3 separate regions of the Homo sapiens genome follow, and all the other regions are linked to region 2. Evidence: chromatin contacts called from ENCODE Hi-C or POLR2A ChIA-PET data. All regions are on one chromosome and are shown on one strand. The core of a region is the stretch at or near the end of the contact, and the rest is flanking DNA. Distances in the headings are between cores, read along the strand shown.

Region 1 (3,598 bases), core at 33-2,532, 150 kb after region 2:
GAGTGGGCATGTAATTATAGTGTAGTAGAAGGCAATAGTGGGTCACAGCTGACAGAGCAGGCTCCTGCCAAAACTAATTTTCATTGATAGGATTCCTACAACTGAATCAAACATAGGAAGCCCATATCAATCAGAGTGAACTACTGTAGAGTTCTACCCAAACCATTTTAGCTTCTCTGGGCTCCATTTTTTTTGCAGAATAGAGACATTGGCTGAGATTATCTCCTTCCTGCTGCCTCCCAGAAGGTTAATGCCAGGAGGTCCAGGATACATCTCATGATTTAATTATCAGATCCCCTTTCTTTAGAATTTCCTCTTGAGCTGCCCAAGTCTTATTATTGATTTTTGGGAGTACCTGGGACTACAGGCTTATGCCATCATGCCTGGCTAATTTTTAAATTTTTTGTAGAGATAGGGTCTCACCATGCTGCCCAGGCTGGTCTCAAACTCCTGGGCTCAAGCAGCCCTCCTACCTCAGCTTCCCAAAGTGCTGGGGTTACAGGCATGAGCCACCACGCCAGGCCTATTTTTCTGTATAAACTGAGTATGTATTTAAGATTTTTATGCATATTTTGAAAGTTTTACATTGCTGGTCAAAGTTAAAAAAGTATTCTTTTGTAGGCTGATAGTTTACTTAAAACATATTTGAGAAAGCTTTTGGTTTCTATTTCCAGTTGCTCAAACCATGTTTCGGAATTTCTAAATCATGTACATTTGCTTTTGTTCTTTTTGTTCTCACCCCTTATCAGGCAGCAGTGTTTAATAATCCATAGGCTATAGACCTCTGCAGGACTCTCTGGAATCTTAGCCACTTTGGATTTCCTTATAGCAGTGACATCATTTCTATTGCTAATTCTATGCCAATGCCCCTTTGGGGAATGCATTTATTCCTAAAATACACTGTCATAAAATTAAATGACTATATCAATTGCCAACAATATATTTTATACAAATGACATTTTGTTCCCAAAAATAAATCACTATGGGAAAGATACCTCACAAATCATGTTTTGTGAGGCTCTAAGTTTCAATTCTAACAACATCCTCACCCCTCCCCATTTACAGTAATCTGCCTTAGAGATTCGTAGCTTATCCAATTAATAAGCTTTCTCATCAAAATCTGGCATTTAACTGACATGAGCTTTCTTTACCAATTTTATCCTGTGTCTGTGTGTATACTCTGTTTGGAGGAATGTGCATTTGAATGGAGGCTGAGGCAGAGATGGAGGGGGAAGGATGTGCAGGATTATCAGTGGCATGCCTTGTGTGTGAGTGAGCCTGGATGTGCCTGCAATGGAATTTCCTCTGGTCGTTAATCATGAACATATTTATTACTTGAACCTTGTTTTTCCCCTGATGTGTGTGTTAAATCATATATTTTCCATCCTAACATAAGTAATTAAGTTTTGAGTTATTTATATATCCCTATTTTACTTCCTCATTGCAAAGGGTAAGTGAAACAGAATGAACTCACAAGTTAACACAATTGTATTAAGGCAATGCACTCAGTGGCAAAACTAAAAACTGAAACGGAAAAGCTTGCTTTCAGTGTCTCCTTCTTAGATTATTTAAAACGTAGAAAAAATCAAGCAATATACACCAATATAAGAGCCAATTCCATAAAGTATTAGTGACAATAAATCTCCTACAGACAGAAACTTTGTAAGAGGTTCAAAATAGACACAGTAAGAGTAAGTATGACTGGGCATAATGGCTCACACCTGTAATCCCAACGCTTTGGGAAGCCAAGGCGAGCAGATCACGAGGTCAGGATATCGAAACCATCCCGGCCAACGTGGTGAAACCCTATCTCTACTACAAATACAAAAATTAGCTGGGTGTGGTGGCATGTGCCTATAATCCCAGCTACTCAGGAGGCTGAGGCAGGAGAATCTCTTGAACCCGGGAGGCAGAGATTGCAGTGAGCTGAGATCATGCCACTATACTCCAGCCTGGAGACAGAGAGAGACTCCATCTCAAAAAAAAAAAAAAAAAAAAAAAAAAGATTAAGTGCATGTCCCAAATCAATCCATGACACAAAACAATGCATCCCACTACCATCCTTTTCCAAACACAAGACTATTTCTGTATTTTTTGGTTACATTGCTTCTATGCTAACATGAATTAAAAAGAGCTTGGTTTTGTTCTGCCTCACAAATTGTAATGCTGTTTGCATTTCTCACTGTGCTACAATGAAACTTTATTGCCACCCGCTAATCCCTGGAATCTCTGTATCCAGAGTGTAGAAGTAATGAAGATACAAATAACCAAACCACTAAAACCCTAGACGGCAACTCAAGAATTTGGCAGTGTTTCATTTTTAATTGCAATTATTATTTTGTTTCTTGAATCTTTATTGTGGTTCCATCGCTTTAGAGACACCCAGCTACCCTCTACAACAGTTTTCCAATGTGAAACTAATCTAGCCACTGCCAGATGGTATGGCTTATGCTTTTTTCCCTCCTGGAGAGAAGAATTTGAGATTATATGCTATTGGAAAAACATGATTGTTGTTATTCCAAAATGTGCAAGTCATGGTGTATATTCCTCCAGAAATGTTTGTACCAGTCCATGGCTTCAACCCAGAATCCCTCCTACCAGCCTGAAAGACCAAGTTGGAAAGTTATTTAGGACTTTAGAGACATATGCTCAACTTTGCATCTCATTCTCAACTTGACCTGTGGTCAGTTTTGAAATTTAACCTACTTTTTAAACATTTAGTTTAGGGACTAAGACAAAAAAGCTCAATAGGGTTAGGTAAAGTGCTTAAATAATGGGGATGATTTTTCTTGATGAGGGAAGCTATCTTCAAGGCTGCAAAGAGGGTTAGGACAAGGATGGTAGCCACAAGTTGTGTATTTTATTTGAGCATGAGCCAAAATAAACTTATTAACTGTTAGCTGAAAGCAGGCTAGAAATAAGACATTTCTTACTTTATATTTTTAAGCTTTTAATTGTATTAAAAATAAATTTCTCTTTCAATATTAAAAAAGAATAGATAGAACTAAATAGAAAATAAACAGCTATGTCAACTTAAGACAAATTAAAGGACTTTTCAAAGTTCTCTTTGTGCAGTCCTAAGAATGCTCAGTCTATTACTAGTGCAAAGAATTTCAGAAACAAGTCACCATCATGAGCTGACAGGAAAATAAATTCAGGCTCATTCTTGAAATCCAGGATTACAAGGCACTTCACTCTCAGATTGGGCCCCCCAGTTTCCATCACACCACAGCTGGGTGGCAAAAGGTCAACATACAGCCATTTTTAGGACTAAAAGATACTGAGCCCTTGAAAATTGCAGACTATTTACTGTTGTCCCACAGTAATTGTGGAAGAGTCTTGGAAGCTCTTCTGAGAAATCCAGTGTAGTAAGAATGGAGAGAGAAAACGACAATATGAATAAAGGAAATCTAAGAGGGTTACAGGAACTAAAGAAATGACAGGAGTTCCTCCTCCCTTGCAGCAGGGGCTACAAATAGCCAGCTTCTATGGTACTCATTGACAAGACCTCAGACTTTTGAACGATCATTCAGCAGCTTTGTTCTGTTCAACAGACACTGATAAATGTTCCATGCACTGCACTAGGTTCTGGGGATAC
Region 2 (3,552 bases), core at 872-3,371:
TTGATTTACCATTATCCATGGAATCTTAGGATAGTCTGTTAGAAAAGTACTACTCCATTGGACACCCTTCTACCATTTTTACATCTGCATATTCAGTTTTACACCCAAATAATTATATGTTATGAGCAGTGATGACAGAATGTGTTATTAAACATAAAAACATGAGAACTATTATAATGTTTACAAGGTCATAACTTCATTTTTAAAGATGGGCCAACCTGGTGGTTTTTGGATTATGAAAACACTTCCAAATACCTTTCAGTGATCTTTTAGTTTGTCAAAATCTCCATCACATCTGGTGACTTTGAGATATTTAATCCATATGTTTCTAATTTACATTGAGTCAACTCATTCCAGTAAATCTCCAGGATGATAAAAGAGTGCTCAAGAAGGTAAAGAATCTGTTAATGAATTTTTTTGCTGGTCGTATATTCTTGAGCACTTCCAGTCTGGGAGAGTTGGAAATAAGTTCAGAACTTGGCTCAATTATTTGTCTTTATCTCAATATGAATTTCATTTGAAACTGAATCATGGCACTATACCCTATGCTACTTGTTTCCTTGGTAGTCTACCCATTCTTCATTTTGTGCGTAGCTGAAATACAATCTGGATGCCCTCATGAGTTGGATTCATTTTTCCTGGTTTAAAGTTTACATGACTGGAAAATGTCAGTGATTTAGGTCCACACTGATAGAGTACAAAATAATTTTTTTCCACCCCATCAACTCCATTTGCTTTGGATTTAAGCTGAGGGACACAGTTATTGATGAGGCCATAGCAAAAAGAGTGTTAAGATTTTTGTAGTTCTTGGCTAAACACTCCAGCTCCCTGCTACCAACTATCACCAACCAATCTGTCCCAATTAAACTCCATTGAATTAAGCTTCTTAATCCAATAGGCAAATTCACAACTCACTGGCAGTATTTTATTTCTGTTGCATAAAATTCAGCGTCCACATTAGTGTATGTCTATCCCAGGAGGCTGTGTGCCCTCTCCCCAATAGTTTCTATTCTTGGAAGAGATGTTAGAATGACTGGGGATGAGATCATAACTTGGGGCACAAGTTAACCTTAAAATTTTTTTAGGAACTTTATTCATTATCAACAAAAATGTATTGAACCCTAGATGTATTGAACCCTAGCGTGCTGAGGGGACTGGGCTAGCTACTGTAGAGGATGTCATATACCATTCTCCCCTTCTTCAGTATGCTCCAACCATATTTACAGTCTTTCAGTTCCATATCTCTGCAAGGTATTTCTTGCCTCAAATCCACATACACGCTGTTCACTCTGCCTGTGTGCACGTCCCCTCCTTGTTTATTCCCACAAATAGACATTTGTTATTCCCAGCTGACTCTTCCTTATCCTTAAGGCCTCAGATTAAATGTACCTTCTTCAGAGAGGTGGTCTCTCATCACCAAATATAAGTTCTTCTTCCTGGCACCCACTGCCTTTATTGTACATCATAATCTGTGATTATTCATTTAATTGTTTTCTTGTTTAATTTCTCTCTCCCACAAAACTATAAGCTTCACAAGGGCAAGGACCAAGTCTGTTCTGTTAACCACTGTGCAACCAGGGTTTCTAGTGCAGGGTCTGGCATGTGGCTGACACTCCACATAAACCCATTGAGAGGTAGTTTCCTGTTCTCATTTTAATCTGATGGAAAATGTGTTTAATTAAACATGTAAATAGGTTAGTAGACAGTATGTTTATGTCCAAGAGACGAATTCAATAAATAAATACACAGCTATCATTCCCTAACAGTAGTTTCTTCTGCAAATTAGTCTAAACAGAGATTTCCTGGCATTCTCTTCAGACATTGCTGTGAACTTGGGCCAAATAATAAAGGTCATAAAACTTTCTCCCACTCAATTCATTTGTGCTTATATTATGTTCGCTCCAAAGCTGGAGGAACGGAAGTGGCTTTTCATCATTGGGAAATGAAAAAATGCAATGAGTAACCCATTGTTTTGATACCATTTTATATTAATCATCTGAATGCTTCATTTCTCTCATCCTTGCTGTTAACTATTCTTACCAGAAGTTAATAAGCTTCCAACATTTCTGTACATGAGCTAAGAGAGAAGAAAAAAAAAAGACTAGGCATGATTTCAAATTATTCCAGTCATCTGTCCTGTTTGGGTGACCTGCATTCCTTCAGTCTACCAGTAAAATGCTAGGCATGCCTGACTGAGTGAAAATGGAAGACAAGCCTTCAAATTCCATGTTACTGAAGTGTTGAAACCAGTTTTAATGAAACATGGGAAAACAATAGCCAACAAGGGGAAGTCTGGAATTTCATAGAATTAGAGACTTGAATTTCATAGAATTAGAGACTTCATGTCTTCCCTGTTGATTCCTTGAAGTCATCTCCTAATGAAGGAACCCTTTCTCCAATGACCTTTAATTAGTATTGTTTCTGTCCCAACCTTTCTGCTCTGCTGCCTTCCATATGATGGGAATTGGGAAAGTTGAGCAGCCACCTGGGGTGCTATGAAAGATCAAGCACATTGGAGGCCCTTCAGATATCCATAGCACAGTAGACATTGGAAACACAATGAGGAAAGGGCACATAGATGTCCCATAACCCATTCACCAGAACACAGTATGGATAAGAGACAGGAGAAGGGACAGGGATATCTGTTTCTGTCTTCACTGTCAACAAAGCTTCAGAATTGGCCCTCCATCTAAATAGTCTTTCATTTTTCACACCATAGTCAACCTCTCTCATGACCTAAAATGTCCCTGCCCCATGCAATACAATCTATTTAGAGAACCCAATGCCCTAGTAGGTGCTGGGCCTTCTATTTCCCACTACAATCACAAAAAGAACAGCAGTGGCTTTTGCCCTTGGGAAGCTCGTTGTCTTGGAACTGGGGGTGAAAATGGGGATTGCTAAGGGGACCTGGAAATACGGCAATGTATTAAGTTCCATAATGAAAGTATATCAATATACTGTGATAATACAGAGGAGAAGAGATTCCACGTGGAGTTTTGGGAATAGTGGGAAACCTTCTAGAATGTAAGTTCCCCAAAGCCAGTCACGGGCCAACCTTGTAAGCCTTTTTTTTTTTTTTTTCTGGATATCAGTCTCAGGCCTGCTACATTAACTTCTTTCTGCACACCTGTTCATTTATTTGTGTATACATGTAGTCATATAATTAGAAGAATAGCCATTGAATTTGTATTATAGTTTCAATTTATGTTAAAGAATACTGGATCTTCCCTATAATATATAAAACAAATTTAATACCTATTTTTAGTGGTATGCTGGAGCTATTCTGTAACTGCATGTTAGAGCCAATTATTAAATCTCCAGGAATTTTGTGAGCTACTCACTTGCAATCACCTATAACAGGAATATTCACACCAAAGAAATTGGCAAGTTCTGCAGATCAGGACTTCCCCGTCTCCATGAAGAGCTGGTTATTAAACATTGAACAGCATACCTTTGCTGTTGAAAGGAAAGAGTGAGAAAGTAAAAAGAATAAACTTTCACACCTAATAAATAAAATCCCTATTCAGATTTATTTATTCATTCATTTAAATT
Region 3 (3,530 bases), core at 69-2,568, 250 kb before region 2:
AATAACTATGATTCTGGATAGTTGACTCATGAATATTTCCTGCGAAGGAACAATGAGGGTATTCTGAGGAAATTAAATCCATACAAGTAATTCCCAAACTTTATTCATGTTTGAATACTTTCTAACTTCAAATGTTTTTACCAGACTGGTAACACATAGCAAAATCAACTGATAAGATTGTCCTTTTTTCTTTCTTCCTCTTCCTCTACCTAACACTTCTCTAGTGTGGTACTAACTGGAGAAGGCACAAAGAGTAAGTAGATAGAAAGGGAAATGAAAAGTCAAAGAGCCCTACACTTTTTTTTCCCCCCTCTCTCCTGGTAGTCCTACTTCAAAGGCAGTGTAGCTTTCTCAGAAAGGCCAACCCACACTCAGAGGGTGAAGTTGGAAAACCCCAGCAACCCTATGATACACAATAAACCCATGTAAGGAGGTGGTCCCTTACAAACAGTTGGCTATGAATATCTTCTTTCAAATAGTCTGACACTCGTGGCATAATTATTTTTGTAAGAGTCCTCAGGAAAGTCTGTTTTGAAATACTGCATAGCTTAAGACTACAATAGTACCTTGCATAGTTCAATGTAAACATATCCAGGTGGCTTGTGAAGAAGAGAGGAAGCCAGAGGTGATGCTTCTCTATAGGAAAATGACACTGCAGCCAGCCCCCCGAATCCTGAGAAGACCCTAAATACACCACTCCCCCTCCCCGACAACTACCCAAGTGATATCCTGTGAGTGACTGGATTCTAATCTATCGAATAGTTTCTGTACATGAAAAAAAAATCAATTTTGGAATAAGAGTTGCCAGCAGAAAGATTTCCATTTATTAGGCACCTACCAGGTGCCTGATTCTATTGGGTACATTAAAGATATTCTTTCATTTAGTTCTCACCTGGAAACTCTCAAGGCTTGTTCACATTTTACTGATGAGAGAAATAAGGCACAAGAAGATTAAACAAACAATCCAGGCCAACTCAAGTGGAGGGATGTGTGGTTGAGTTCAGGTCTGCCTGTAAATCGCTTGAGGCCAGAAACTTTTCTCTATTTTGTTCACTGATGTGTCCCAAGTGCCCAGAAGAATGCCTGGCAAATTGTAGCTGCTTAGTAAATATTGAATGATTACCTTAATGAGAGAATCCAGCACGTGTACTCCTAAGTATTATTCTCTACAGTTTCTCCTCAGTCTCCTCACTCCAGTCTGTTACCTGCCCCTTTCTCCCATCCCATTTCAAAGGGAAATGGAGCCCAGAGCTGCAGTGGATGCTGTAGAAAGTTATATCTCTGTGTACATCCTGCTGAAGGAATGGAGCGATTGTCAGGGAGCTGTGTCATTGAGTCTGAGGCCTTACTTCCTTGCTCTCCCCCTTCTATTTCCTGCTTCCTCCCACAAAGATTTTCTGAGTCCTTGCTGTGTGCTGAGCACTGGAGACTCACTATGAACAAAGTTGGTATGGTCCCTGTCCTTATGCAAATTATTGAATAAATTATAGGTACGGTGAGTGTTTTGACAGAGAGGTAAGAATGTTATAGAAACATATAACAAGAGGACTCAGACCTATTCTTTGAGGTCAGGAAAGACATCTTTGCAAATTTTAACTTTAAGACAAGATATTAAGGATAATTAAGAGTTCCTAATGTATACCTTGGGTTTCCTGGATGTCTCTGCCTAAGACACTTTTAGGGAGGAGTTAAGACTGTTTTCCTATAATACTAAGAAGTCATTTGCCTTTTCATTCTTATTGCATTACAAGTGTACAATGGAGTTTTACAGAAGCTGCATAACATAGATTTCACAACAGATTGAATGCAGAAGCAGACATGAGAATCCATTTATCCTTTAGTAAGCCAGATATTGGTAAGATTTGCAAAAAATGCATAACAGCACTACTAGTCTCACTCATGTATTTTTGGTTTTGGAAAACGTGGCTATGTTTTCATAAAATGTTATTTATGTTAAGGTATAATCAGTTTACTATGTTGTTTTAAAATGAATTAAATATTTAAAAAAGAATTGGTTCTAATTTGCAACATGATATAATGATATAATCTACCTTTTTTAAAATGAAAAGGTCTTTGGGGTTCTTCAGAAGATTTGAGAGCACAAAGGGGCCGAGCCCCAAAAGTTTGCGAATGGCTGAGCTAAGAGAAGAGGAGGAGGGAGTGTTCCACAGTGAATAAACAGCCTGTGTAAAAGCCCTTCCCTGGTATACGACTTGTAGTTTTGAGGATATTAAAGAAGTCCAATGTGGTTGGAACATAGAAAGTGATGGAGAGAGAATATAATATGCAGAACAATGGGTAAGCAGTGCCATATTTGAGAGCAATGACTTAATCTTAGGTCAGTGGGAAGTCACTGAAGGGTTTTAAGCAGGTTGGAATTGATGAGATACATGTTGAGAGAGGAAGGAAAAGGAAAGAAGAAAGGAAAAGAATGGGGGGACACAGAGAAGGGAGGTCAGGAGGCTTTTGGGGAAAACTTAGTAAGCTATGAGGGAGGGACAGTAGGGCTGGATAGAAGAGGATAGATGTAAATAATATTATGGAGAATCTAGAGGACTTGGGTTTGATTGTCAGTAGAGAGTGACTTGTTTTGTAAAAGAAGGAATGAATTTTCTCATGGTTTTTTAGTCATACCACTTGATTTTAAATTCTAGCGCTAATTCTGTGACTGTGAGCAAATTATTTAAACTCCATAAGCTACAATTTTCTCATCTGTAAAAAAAACAGGAACAAGAGCCACAATTTCATATGGTTGTTGAAGTTATTTTAAAATGCACACATATCTAATATAACTGGATTATCGTAATTATTTATTTGTTTCCCTTACCTTCTCTTTAACTCTCTTTCTTACCATTTTAAGATGGAGGGGGGAAGTTGGCAGTGTTCTTCAGGAAACATAAATTCTTGGGAAGGGAGTTTGGACACCATATGCAAAATCTCCTCCTGTGATTCCTCTACACACTGGAGGTGTGCTTTCCTCAAGCACTTGAAGCAAATGTGTTCTCTAGTCTCTTCTCTCTCTCTCTTTTTTTCCCTGAAGACTACTCTGTCATTTAAGTTCAGTTATTTTTGTCTTACCTGCTCACTTTGGACTTGAAACTTTGTCCCGTTCTTCTTGTTCCATAGTCTGATTCCTACTATTTTTTTCCTTCACCTTTCTCTTCCCAAAGTCTTAGGCTAGCCTTCTCTATTTCTCAGCTTTGTCATGCCCTTGACTTTGCAAGATTCTCTTTCCTGGCAACCACCATCTACAGACAAAATATTAATAACTTTGGAGGAGTTAGGACAGAGGCATTAAAATTATTGTAAATAAAGCCAGATAGTCCTTTTGACTGGGTCCTGAACTACCTTCTGTTATTCCTACAAGTATCTTTTGAAAGGCTGTTCTCAAATGCGTTGACTTGAGAATTTAGAGAAATATTCTTTCGGGCTGAAGGGAAAAGAGACAGAGAACTACAAGGTCACAGGACCATGACAATATGTTGCCTTTTGCCAAGTGGCCCTTATTAAACAGCCTAGGAGGTGAGTGG

The links. Hi-C counts contacts between places; a loop is a spot of excess contacts on that map. ChIA-PET counts read pairs that join two places held with the same protein, here RNA polymerase II (POLR2A). Pooled maps may share reads with other maps.
Region 1: a map of endothelial cell of umbilical vein shows a loop between it and region 2 (9-fold over the local background). The contact joins two enhancer-like sites. A Hi-C loop is called at or near these places in 1 of 168 maps with a recorded cell type or tissue (endothelial cell of umbilical vein) and 2 of 50 pooled maps. POLR2A ChIA-PET finds 5 or more read pairs at or near these places in 3 of 52 experiments (BJ, H1 and endothelial cell of umbilical vein).
Region 3: a map of endothelial cell of umbilical vein shows a loop between it and region 2 (4-fold over the local background). The contact joins the promoter of LINC02915 here to the enhancer-like site in region 2. A Hi-C loop is called at or near these places in 1 of 168 maps with a recorded cell type or tissue (endothelial cell of umbilical vein).

What each region holds. Positions count from the first base shown.
Region 1 is chr15:38,842,080-38,845,677 of GRCh38, reverse strand. No RefSeq gene overlaps it. Among named protein-coding and RNA genes, the nearest start is that of LINC02694, 150 kb to the right of the region's middle. Within about 2 kb of position 1,282, at least 2 of the 41 ENCODE cell types and tissues checked have a DNase peak (open chromatin) inside an H3K27ac peak, as active enhancers do; they include endothelial cell of umbilical vein, where a contact is called at or near this core.
Region 2 is chr15:38,994,805-38,998,356 of GRCh38, reverse strand. All of the region lies in intron 2 of LOC105370777 (a long non-coding RNA gene), which reads left to right. Among named protein-coding and RNA genes, the nearest start is that of LINC02915, 250 kb to the left of the region's middle. Within about 2 kb of position 2,121, at least 3 of the 41 ENCODE cell types and tissues checked have a DNase peak (open chromatin) inside an H3K27ac peak, as active enhancers do; they include endothelial cell of umbilical vein, where a contact is called at or near this core.
Region 3 is chr15:39,248,457-39,251,986 of GRCh38, reverse strand. LINC02915 (long intergenic non-protein coding RNA 2915) reads right to left here and starts at 1,318. Exons shown (of 2, transcript NR_144508.1): 1 at 1,124-1,318. The region is part of intron 1 of LOC105370777 (a long non-coding RNA gene); the gene reads left to right.